2 separate regions of the Homo sapiens genome follow, and region 1 is linked to region 2. The links are chromatin loops, found by intact Hi-C in ENCODE. Cell type or tissue: PC-3. All regions are shown on one strand. Each heading gives the region's core, and the rest is flanking DNA. Links, peaks and the distances in the headings are about the cores only.

Evidence for each region. Peaks named below come from ENCODE experiments on the same cell type or tissue, not always from the same donor. Only the 100,000 strongest peaks of a DNase experiment are listed, where the experiment ranks them.
Region 1: it touches region 2 in a loop (8-fold over the local background); 1 of 110 quality-filtered maps calls a loop at or near these places.

The regions. Positions count from the first base shown.
Region 1 is chr3:86,862,612-86,868,003 of GRCh38, reverse strand. No RefSeq gene overlaps it. Among named protein-coding and RNA genes, the nearest start is that of VGLL3, 130 kb to the left of the region's middle. In PC-3, for the core only: no CTCF peak of the experiment used is centred there; no DNase peak of the experiment used is centred there.
Region 2 is chr3:86,951,268-86,956,659 of GRCh38, reverse strand. The region is part of intron 3 of VGLL3 (vestigial like family member 3); the gene reads left to right. Among named protein-coding and RNA genes, the nearest start is that of VGLL3, 37 kb to the left of the region's middle. In PC-3, for the core only: no CTCF peak of the experiment used is centred there; DNase peaks (open chromatin) are centred at 2,179 and 5,129; H3K27ac peaks cover 1,548 bases.

The DNA.
Region 1 (5,392 bases), core at 340-5,339, 89 kb after region 2:
TTTGGACTTTCACTCTTACATCTATGCTGGACAACATGTTTTCTAAAGATAAGAATGCCTTTTTTTTTTTTTTTCTTCTATAACTCTGCATCTTATGGTAGCTCAGATTTGGGCACAAAGTGTGAGGGGCTCACAATTCTTGTCTGATTGACCAAGTTCTTTGTTTTGTCCAAGTGGGTCTGATTCTTTCTTTCCCAAGAGTTTATTTCTGCTTTTTTTCCTTCTGTGAAGTATCTCCATATATGGATTTGGATCTCCATGTTTCTAGCCGTAGGTTTAGAAACTCAGCTCTGCTCCCAAGGACACTGTTGGTTGGCTGTTTGGCCCTTGAGGAAGGCAAATGTCAGCAATTGCCTTATGTCTTAGGAAGATAATTTTAGTTATCTGCCCAATTTCCTGACTCTTGCATTTCTCTTCATCTTATTAAAACTTACTTGCTAAAATAAACAATGGAAGTAAACACTAAGAAAAATTCAATAACCTATAAATTAGCTTTAGAAAAAACTGTATGTTCTTCATAGTTTACTTGCAGTCAGAAAAAAAAAAGTATTTTGTATTTTGATCTAAAAAGGTCGCTACTAAATTTCTTGCCTTGGAAAGTGCTCATTTGCTATAATACGGATGAGAAATCTCCAAAATATTGGACAGAATTATTTAATGCTTGCAGCTTGAGTATCAAAATCATTTATGTGTTAAGTATTCTGTTCTAAGCACATACTACATAAGATCAGACACATATAAACAAAACCTGTGTTAAACCTGCCATTTAAACCTTTAAAAAAAGTTTTAGGATATCCATTGAAATAGCTGGGCAAATTGTCATGGTGCCCACCCATACCACACCATTTAAAGGGGCAAGAAGACAAGCTGTTTCAAAAATCTAAAGACCCCATTCTGCAAAATGAATAATGACATGATCTGTCATATAGTTCAACATGTTGTATATATCAGCCACTTAGTACAACCTGCCACAGAGACCTGTTAGACAAAAGAACATGCCACATAGTCCTTCCACATAGTGCATTCTGCCACATAAGAAACCTGCTCTTTAGATCTCAAAGAAAGTAATTGTTAGATGCCTATGAATATTATAATCTTGTTCAGTGGAAAAGATCTTTCTTTTCCTGCAATGTCACCGTTGGAGTAACTATTCAATTCATTTCAAAAACTATTACATATTTGTTTCACACATACTAGGCACTGCTCTAGATACTGCAGATATAAAGCAAATAAGACATCATTTCTGTCTTCCAAACATGGATTTGTAGGCAAGACACACATAGAAGCTATAGTTTATTTTCAGGGCAATGGAGGCTCTCAGGCTCCATTATTATAGAGGCTCTCAGGCTATAGATACATTCAGTGTTAATAGACTTGTTTTCAGTAATAAAAGTAAATCCAGAGTTGGCTAAAACTCTGGCTGTGTCTGAATCTTCCAGTGTTCCAGAATTGATCCCCTGAGGTTTCTGATTTACCCTCACAATGTTCACGAAAAAAATGTATAAAACCTATATATATATATATATATATATATATATATATATATATGAATTCATTAATTTCTAGTAAGAAATACAATTATATGAAGGTTAGACATTCATATTTGTTTTCCAAGCATATTCCCTCTCTGTAAGAAACCTGTATGAGAAGCCACCTAATTAGAATATTGCTATGTTAGCAGAGTAGCAGAGCAAGGAAAGATGGCTGTGTGGCCCTCATTTGCATGACTCCATTTTGTCAATTTTCACACAGCCTAATGGACCATATGCTGATGTAGTGCCAGCCGAGTTAGTCTTTGATAGAACCTCTATTGCTTGCCAAGTGCCATCTCAAGCAGGTTGAAATATGTCCTCTGTGCACTGACTCAATATTCATTTTTGTCCAAGAAATCATTGGGACTCAATTTAATGAAGAGTCACAAATCATGTGCCAGCTACTTTTCTTGCATTCCCCCAGCTTACACTTTCCTCCTCTTTGAGGATGCCACTTCCTCTGCATCTTTTCCTTTTGAGCTTATTTCCCTGATGGTCAGGAGGCAGAATTGTGTCATTTTTTTCCTTTCCATTGCAGCTCCATGATGATTATTACATAATCATTGTATTTATGATGAGTTTAATAAAACTTCCTACATCATTAAGATTTACACCATTATCTTCAATTACCTTTTACCTCTTCTTATCTATTTTCTCTTCTCCTGATACTTCGGTCAGTCCTTCCCCTCTGTCCCCTACTCTCTGAAGAATTTGGCAGAGATTTAATGGCATTCCTCTTCACTCAAATTCCTTTCTCGCTATTCCCACTAGAAACTTTCATCCCCATAATCAGAAATTCCAGCCCTATGACTCTTTCATTATAGATGCATTACTCTTTCCTATTTTCACTTTTTTTGTCATACAATGTAAAATCTCTTGTTCATTGTTTCAATAAATATATTTGTAAATTATACCAAGGAAGATATTTTGTCTGTTTTGTGCAATGGTCATCATCTTATCGAAACTCCTTCCTACCAGCTTTCACACTCACATACACTATTAGCAGAAGACATTGCTTCTTACTTTCCTGAGAAAATGCAAGTAATTGGATAGGAACTCTCAATTTTCTGACACTAAACCTACAAAAGTATATATAAATATACCCATCCTTTTCTTTTTTTTCTGGTTCTAGTCCTTTCACTATCTGTACTGTGGTTTCTTATACTTTTGACTTTTAAAATAAACTTAGATTATTCCTTCTTTCTAATCTCATCTTTAAAGAAAACAAAAATTACTCCTTTCATAATTTGCTTTCTTTTTCCCCTTATTATCTTGAAAGTGTTGTCTATACATTTTCTTTCCATTTCTGCACTACTTATTCACTCCCCAACTTTTTCTAATTGAGTATCTTCAACACAAGAGCTCTTGGTGAGGTCCACGGTGATTTCATGCTATAGCATTTAAAGAAAATTTTTAGCTCTCATCTCACTCGATCTTTCAGCAAAACAAATGTACAATGATATCCACTATCCTAGTCATAGAGAATGTTTTGACTGCTCTAGAAATGCTCTGTGCTCTGCCTATACATACTTCCGTCCCCTCTTCCCCTCAATCCCTGGTGACCACTGATAGGATATATATATGATATGATATATAGATACATACAGACATAGATATATAAGAAGCCATGTATCCTTCATACCTACTTTCCTGGAAATTCACCGGGGCTGAGAGATGGTAGTAGGATGAAGTGTGAATCTAACTCAGCTAATCATAAATTTTCACTTGGGGCCATGAATACAAAACATATTCAGTATTGAGAACACAGGACCCCACACCAGGTACAAAACTTAATTTAAAATAGAGCATACCTAAATTTAAGAGCTAAAACTATAAAGATGTTAGTAGAAAGCATGGGAGAAAATCTTCATGACCAGAGATTTGACCAATAGTTTCTTAAATATGTCACTAAAAGCAAGGCAACAAAAGAAAAATTAATTAAATACATTGTTTTTCTTCACCAAAATAAAAAAAAAGTTTGCGCATCAAAGAATACTACCAAGAGAGTGAAAATACCCACAGGATGGATTAAAATATTTGCAAATTATATATCAGATGAGGATGTAATAGCCAGAACATGTAAAGAACTGTTACAACTCAACAACAGAAATAAACATCCCAGTCTGTCACCAGCATTAGGCTGGCTCCTTTGGCCCCAGACTCCAGGCTCATTACAGTGTCAGGCCAACTTCTTTACCATCAGTCATCACAGTGGTCCCCTTGGCCCCAGGCTCCAAGTTAGCCACTGTAGTCCCATGCTTCAGTAGACCCAGGGTCCAAGATGGCCCCCACAGCTTCATCCTCTAGCCAACCTAGGGGCCACTTCTGCTTCAGTGAAACTCAGTAATGAGCTACAGTACTATATTAGTCTGTTTTCACACTGCTGATAAAGGCATACCCAAGACTGGGAAGGAAAAGAGGTTTAATGGGACTTACAGTGCCGCATGGCTTGGCAGGCCTCAGAATCATTGCAGGAGGTAGAAGGCACTTCTTACATGGTGGTGGCAAGAGAAAATGAGGAAGATGCAAAAGCAGAAAACTCTGATAAAACCATCAGATCTTGTGAGACTTAATCACTGCCCAGAGAGCAGAATGGGGGAAGCTGACCCCATGATTCAAATTATTTCCCACTGGGCTCTTCCCACAACACTTGGGAATTCTGGAGGTATAATTCAAGATGAGATTTGGATGGGGATAGAGCCAAACCATATCATTCTGCCTCTGGCCCCTCCAAATCTCTTGTCCTCACATTGCAAAACCAATCATGCCTTCCCAATAGTTCTGCAAAATCTTGACTCATTTCAACATTAACTAAAAAGTCCACAATCCAAAGTCTCATCTGAGACAAGGCAAGTCCCTTCTGCCTATGGGCCTGTAAAATAAAAGCAAACTGGTAACTTCCTAGATACAATTGGGGTACAGGTATTGGGTAAATACAGTCATTGCAAATGGGAGAAATTGGCCAAAACACAAGGGTTACAGAGCCCATGCAAGTCCAAAATCCAGTGGGGCAGTCAAATTTTAAAGCTCCAAAATGATCTCCTTTGACTTCGGGTCTCACATCCAGGTCATGTTGATGCAAGAGATGGGTTCCCATGGTCTTGGACAGCTCCACCACTGCGGGTTTGTAGGGCACAGCGTCCCTCCCAGCTGCTTTCACAGGCTGGTATTGAGTGCCTGTGGCTTTTCCAGATGAATGTTGAAAGCTGTTGGTGGATCTACCATTCTGGGGTCTGGAAGACAGTGGCCCTCTTCTCATAGCTCCACTAGGTGGTGCCCCAGTAGGGTCTCTGTGTGGGGGCTTTGACCCCACATTTCCTTTCTACACTGCCCTAGCAGAGGTTCTCCTTGAGCACCCCACTCCTGCAGCAAACTTCTGCCTGGACATCCAGGTATTTTCCTACATCTTCTGAAATCTAGGCAGAGGTTCTCAAACCCCAATTCTTTACTTCTGTGTACTTGCAGTCTCAATAGCACATGGAAGCTGCCAAGGCTTGAGGCTTGCACCCTCTGAAGTCACAACTCGAGCTCTACGTTGGCCCCTTTCAGCCACAGTTGGAGGAGCTGTGACACATGGCACCATGTCCTTAGGTTGTACATAGCCTGGGGACCCTGGGCTCAGCTCATGAAACCATTTTCTCCTAGGCCTCCAGATCTGTAATGAGAGGGGCTGCTATGAAGACCTCTGATGTGCCCTGAGACATTTTCCCCACTGTCTTGGTGATTAACATTTAGCTCCTCATTAGTTATGCAAATTTCTGCAGCTGGCTTGAATTTCTCCTCAGAAAATGGGTTTTTTCTTTTCTATCATATTGTCAGGATGCAAATTTTCCAAACTTTTGTGCTCTGCTTCCCTTACA
Region 2 (5,392 bases), core at 238-5,237:
GCGCCGCCAACATGCCCGGCTAATTTTTTGTATTTTTAGTAAAGACCGGGTTTCACCGTGCTAGCCAGGATGATCTCGATCTCCTGACCTCGTGATCCGCCCGCCTCGGCCTCCAAAAGTGCTGGGATTACAGGCGTGAGCCACTGCGCCAGGCCAAGTATTTTCTTAAAAACTGCAAGCAAGATTAGGCAATGCCATCATCTTTTGAGAGTTTTCTTAAAGGAGTTGTCATCAACTAGCTGCGGTTGGAAGGTGGAGACTTTTTCAAAGTAAAACTTGTCTTCCCAAAAGAAACTGATGTGCTCACTCACTATAGAAGGAAGCCATAACTCGCAGGTTGTCCTGATATGACTCTCAATAGAGAACGACACAAAGCATTGGAAAGCCTGTTTCAGTGGTCAGGTTCTTATCAGCAAATAATACTTTCAGCTTTGCTGTTTCTCATCTGTCATATAGGGGTGCATCTAAAGGAACAGCTCAAATGAAGAAATCTGTTTCAGAACTTGTTCCCTGACAATTTTATATCCGTTTTCGAACAGTCTGCAAAGATTATATAGAAAAATTCTATATGGCCTGAGGAATTTACAGATACTGTTTATTCCCTTTCAGGCTGCCTAACTATTCTTTTCTTGTTCTCTTTATCAGTAATATAAGGTTTCACAAACAGTTGTCTGCAGGCAACATGTTCTGAATTTCTTGGCAAAAAGGACTGATGAGAAGCAAAATATGCTAGGTATTTTTTATTTTTGGGTTACAGTCTGATATGCTGGGGACTTAATTCATAATTTTTTTAACACAAGTATGTGTTATAGTGTTTATTTTCATGCCTGGTCTACTTGAGCACTATTAGGTGATGCTTAGCATCTTCATAATCATTGAAGCCCTATTTATGTTTACTTGAATTGGACAGTCTCTTTTGGAAAATGTCAGAGAGCGAGCTTCTGTTCATGTCACATAAAAGTGAGATGAGGCCAGGCACGGTGGTTCACACCTGTAATCCCAACACTTTGGGAGGCCAAGGTGGGTGGATCACCTGAGGTCAGGAGTTTGAGACCAGCCTGGACAACATGGTGAAACTCCGTCTGTACTAAAAATACAAAAAATTAGCCAGGCGGGGTGGCACACACCTGTAATTCCAGCTACTGGGGAGGCTGAGGCATGAGAATCGCTTGAACCCAGGAGGCAGAGGTTGCAGTGAGCCGAGATGGTACCATTGCACTCCAGCCTCCAGCCTGGGTGACAGAGTGAGACTTCGTCTCAAAAAAAAAAAAAAAAAAAAGAGAGAGAGAGAGAGATGAAAAGTTTCTGATGTCAATGCAAGAATTGATATATATGCAACATATCTCATTCTAATGGAATGCTTTCCAATATATCTTGCATTAATAGAGAGATTGATTACTTATATCAAATAGGCATTAAAATGCAAGTATATTTCAGCAGTTTCTAAGCGTCTTTTGAAAATTTTGGAGTAGTAAATGTTATAAGTCATACTCCTAGGTATCATGTTTCCTATGTTGGTGTTATGTCCTTAATTACTTTTTTTTTGGGTAGGAAATGGATCCAGATTAGCTCTTTCTTTGATTGGATTATCTGTTTTCTGGACTGTAAAGCTGTCACTGCATAACCTAGAAACCTCTTTAAAGATGCATGTTTGGCTACATTTGTTATCCAACAGATGTCTGGATAGTTAGAATCTCTTGAGACTATTATAACTTGTGGTTTTGGTTACAATAAGTGATCCAAGCTTTTTTTTTTTTGGTTTTGCTCCTCTCCAGTTCTGGGAGAAAGCCTGTAGAAGAAATTACAAAGAGTATTCCATTTCATTTTCCCCACTCCCTTCTTCCTTTCCTTTATTCTTTGTCTCCGGCTTCAAAGTTTCTTTATATCTGCTTTTGAAATTGAAGTCACCGAATTGGTAAGCAGTGTCTAAATTCCATATCGTTCCATATAGTCCCCAGCTTCTATCACCCAAGAGGTTATTGGCCACCTTGACATTCAAATTTTGAGACTGGTAAATTGCCACTATGATAAAAAAAACTACCTAACTCTATGATTCATGTTTTTTATATATGTCCACAAGGTCAGTTTTTAAACAACTGGTTCAGATTTGTAACTTTATATCCTGATGCTTTAAGTACTTGCCAATTTACCCTCCAGCTATGCATTTTAATATGCACATGTCTGAGGAAGTGGATGTCGCTAAAGGCAAAGGCTAGAGATTCTGTGCACAGGAGAGTTTGTGGTTTTTGGAGGGAGGTGGGTACTGAGAGAGCAAACAGAATAAAGTGGCTTGCTGTCTGGGTCTGGGAAACACCAGCAAGTAGAAACACCTGGGTGGCTGAACTTTTCTCACCTGCAATGTTTCCCTCAGGTGAGCAGGTGCTGTACTTCTTAAAATAACATAGTGGATTATGGTTTTCTAGTAACATCAGCTTCAGTGGGTTTTACATTTCTGCCCTATTTTGAATCTGAGCTTAAAGACATTTTGACAAGTTCAGACAGTTTTTAACCTCATTGTTTCTGACAATACTACTACGTGGAGATTTTAAGTGAATTCTAAATGTGCCTGGAGAAAATACCTCTATAAACAGAAAACCTCCTTTGCCAGAAAATTATTATGCTGCCATGCTAGGTATCTTTTGTAATGATTTTAGTGTGCAAGAATTGTAATTATAAGAGAATAATTGCACTTAAAATATAATAAATTTAATCTTTGGTCTGGTTTAAGAAAATACACCTTATTTGTGATTACTTTAAAAAGAATTATTGTTCAAAATTTGCATATTAAATATGGAGAGAAGTCATCAAACTAGCAAAAGTATTTGTAATACATGGGAAGAAATGCTAGTATACCTAAAAGTATACTAAATGCTAGTATACAAAAAGCATTTAAAAATCAACTAGAAAATTACTTTTTAAAAAGCATAAACATGTGGCCAGAGTTAAAACACAGAGGAATAAATGCCATAATCGGACAATATCCAGCCTCACTAACAGTGAAAGAAACTAACATTGAAACAACTAGATACTTTTAATCTATAATATTGATCATAAATAGGAAAAATATATAAATATGGGTACAAACTTCCTAAACACATTTAGCCACCACAATTAAATATGTAAATGTAAATGTTCATATGCTTGGATTCAGCAATTATACACATGTATATTTTTCTAAGAAATGTAACTCGTAAATATTCACACAAGTAACAGCAACTTTGTACACCCGTGTGTGTGTGTGTGTGTGTCTATCTAAAAGATGTACATCTATAGAGAATTGGGTAATAGTATACTATAGAATAAATATTGTGCAGCCCTCCAAAAGGATGGGGTCGAGCTACACATACAGACCTGGAATGGTTTTCCAAGATAATACTGCTGATGAAATAGGCAAGTGGTATGTGTATATATGTAGATTGGGTACACTTAGCAAATTGTCTGATGATAGGTGATATTATGTAGGCTTTTTACTTTCTAAACACTATGTAACTTGATTTTTAAGCAAGAATTCCATGATGTTTTAAGAGTTTTAAAAATGTTTTAAAATGTAGCGCCTATATATTAATCTTGATATTCACCTGAAATGAAATCACAGTTCTCAGATTGAGTAGCCTTCTCTCTTACATTTTTCTCTTGCAAGTGTTAAGGTCCTACCCCTACACAGATCTTATTTAGAAATTCTTCACTAGTATTTAAAGTGATTGCCTCAGGGCTCAGACAAACAAATGCAATTGTATGATCATTAACAGTGATAATTTCATAAAGTAATAGAAAATAGTATGACTGTCTCTCGCACCTTTTTGTGATCATATGTCAATGTGTCAGTGTTAGCTGTCAATTTGCTGGTGAAGTTTGGATATTTTGATGTAGCATCTGACACAGTGTTGTATGTATTTAACTTTGTAATAAGTATTTCTTATCTTTATTAAAGGATGGATGAAAGGGGAGATCTATTTTTTAAATATAGAAATGTTACCAGGTTCTTATAGTCTAATAGTAAGCATTCTAATCCACATGGCTTCTTGACTTTTAATATGTATGAAATGAAAAGTTTACACTTACCCATACAAATGCTATCTTTACTTTTAGGTCTTCAAAGTTTCTACACACACTTTCAGGCTTTATGTTCCTATTTATGTTCTCTTTTTTTAATCAACAGCATGTTTCCCATTGTATGGTTACCTCTTTTATCTCCCGCAATAAAATTAATTGAAAGCATATTCAACTTACTTAAAAGAGCCATGATCAGTGGTGTTGTTAAATGACTATACTTTCTCAGAAGTAGAGCATGTTTATTTAGTGGGTTATGACTCTGACAAACAAACAGTACCTAAAACTCAGCTGTATATTAGTGTAACGTTTTTTGTTACCCAATGTTTATTTATTATTTCTATCTAATGGTAGAAGACTTACCCTCATCAATTATGTTTATTCTTAGTTCAATCCACTGGCAGCTCCGTTATTCTCAGTTTAAAACAAAATCCCATTTGAGTTGAAAGGTCTTCTCAGATTCTTTCCTCATTTTTTTCCTTGGGGTTGCCTCTGTTCCTAGAAAGTTATTCACGTCCAAGTTAAAAACTGTCCAGTTGATAAGTTGTTGTCTGCTTTTTGGTTCTGTCTTTTCATTCTTATCCTGGACTGCTGTTTCCAATATACCCTCCTCCTCTAATCTGTTTCTCCAGGCATTCTCTATACAATATTCTTTCTAATGTTCTTTCTAATAATGGCCTACTCAACATGGCCTATTTGAATTCAGTTCCCAGTGTTTGTGATCCCTGCAAGACGCTCATCTGGGGTGGCCCATGCTATTTCTTCTGCTGTGGGATACCCACATCACAGCTAATACTGACAGGACCCCAGAATTCTCACTGAACTGTCTCCTATATCAATTATGGGGAACATAGGCGAGCTTTAAGATTTTTTGGGGGGGATAAAACAGGGTTTGAGGTAAACTAAAGAGGGGGGAGTCTCTAGGCTGTTCATGCTCAGACCTACCATGTTGCCATTTCTATTTTCTTATTTCTATAGCATTTTACAAGAGGTAGATCTGTGAAGCTGCTGCCTCCCTGAATCTCAGTTAGAAAATGAGTCATAATGCCTTCTTATGTACAGTCAGTGCTATGATCTGAATCACTACATCTCTCCCAAATTCATATGTTGAAATCTTAGCCCCCAGGTACTGGTATTAGAAGGCTGGCCCTTTGGGAGGTGATTAGGTCATGAGGGCAGAGCTTTCATGAATGTAAATCAATGCCCTTATAAAAGAGATCTGAGAGAGATCTCAGGTGATCACACAGTAGAAGGCACTCTCTGTGAACCAGAAAACTTGATCTTAGATTTCCCAGCCTTCAGAACTCTGGTAAATAAGATTTGGTTATTGATAAGCTATCTA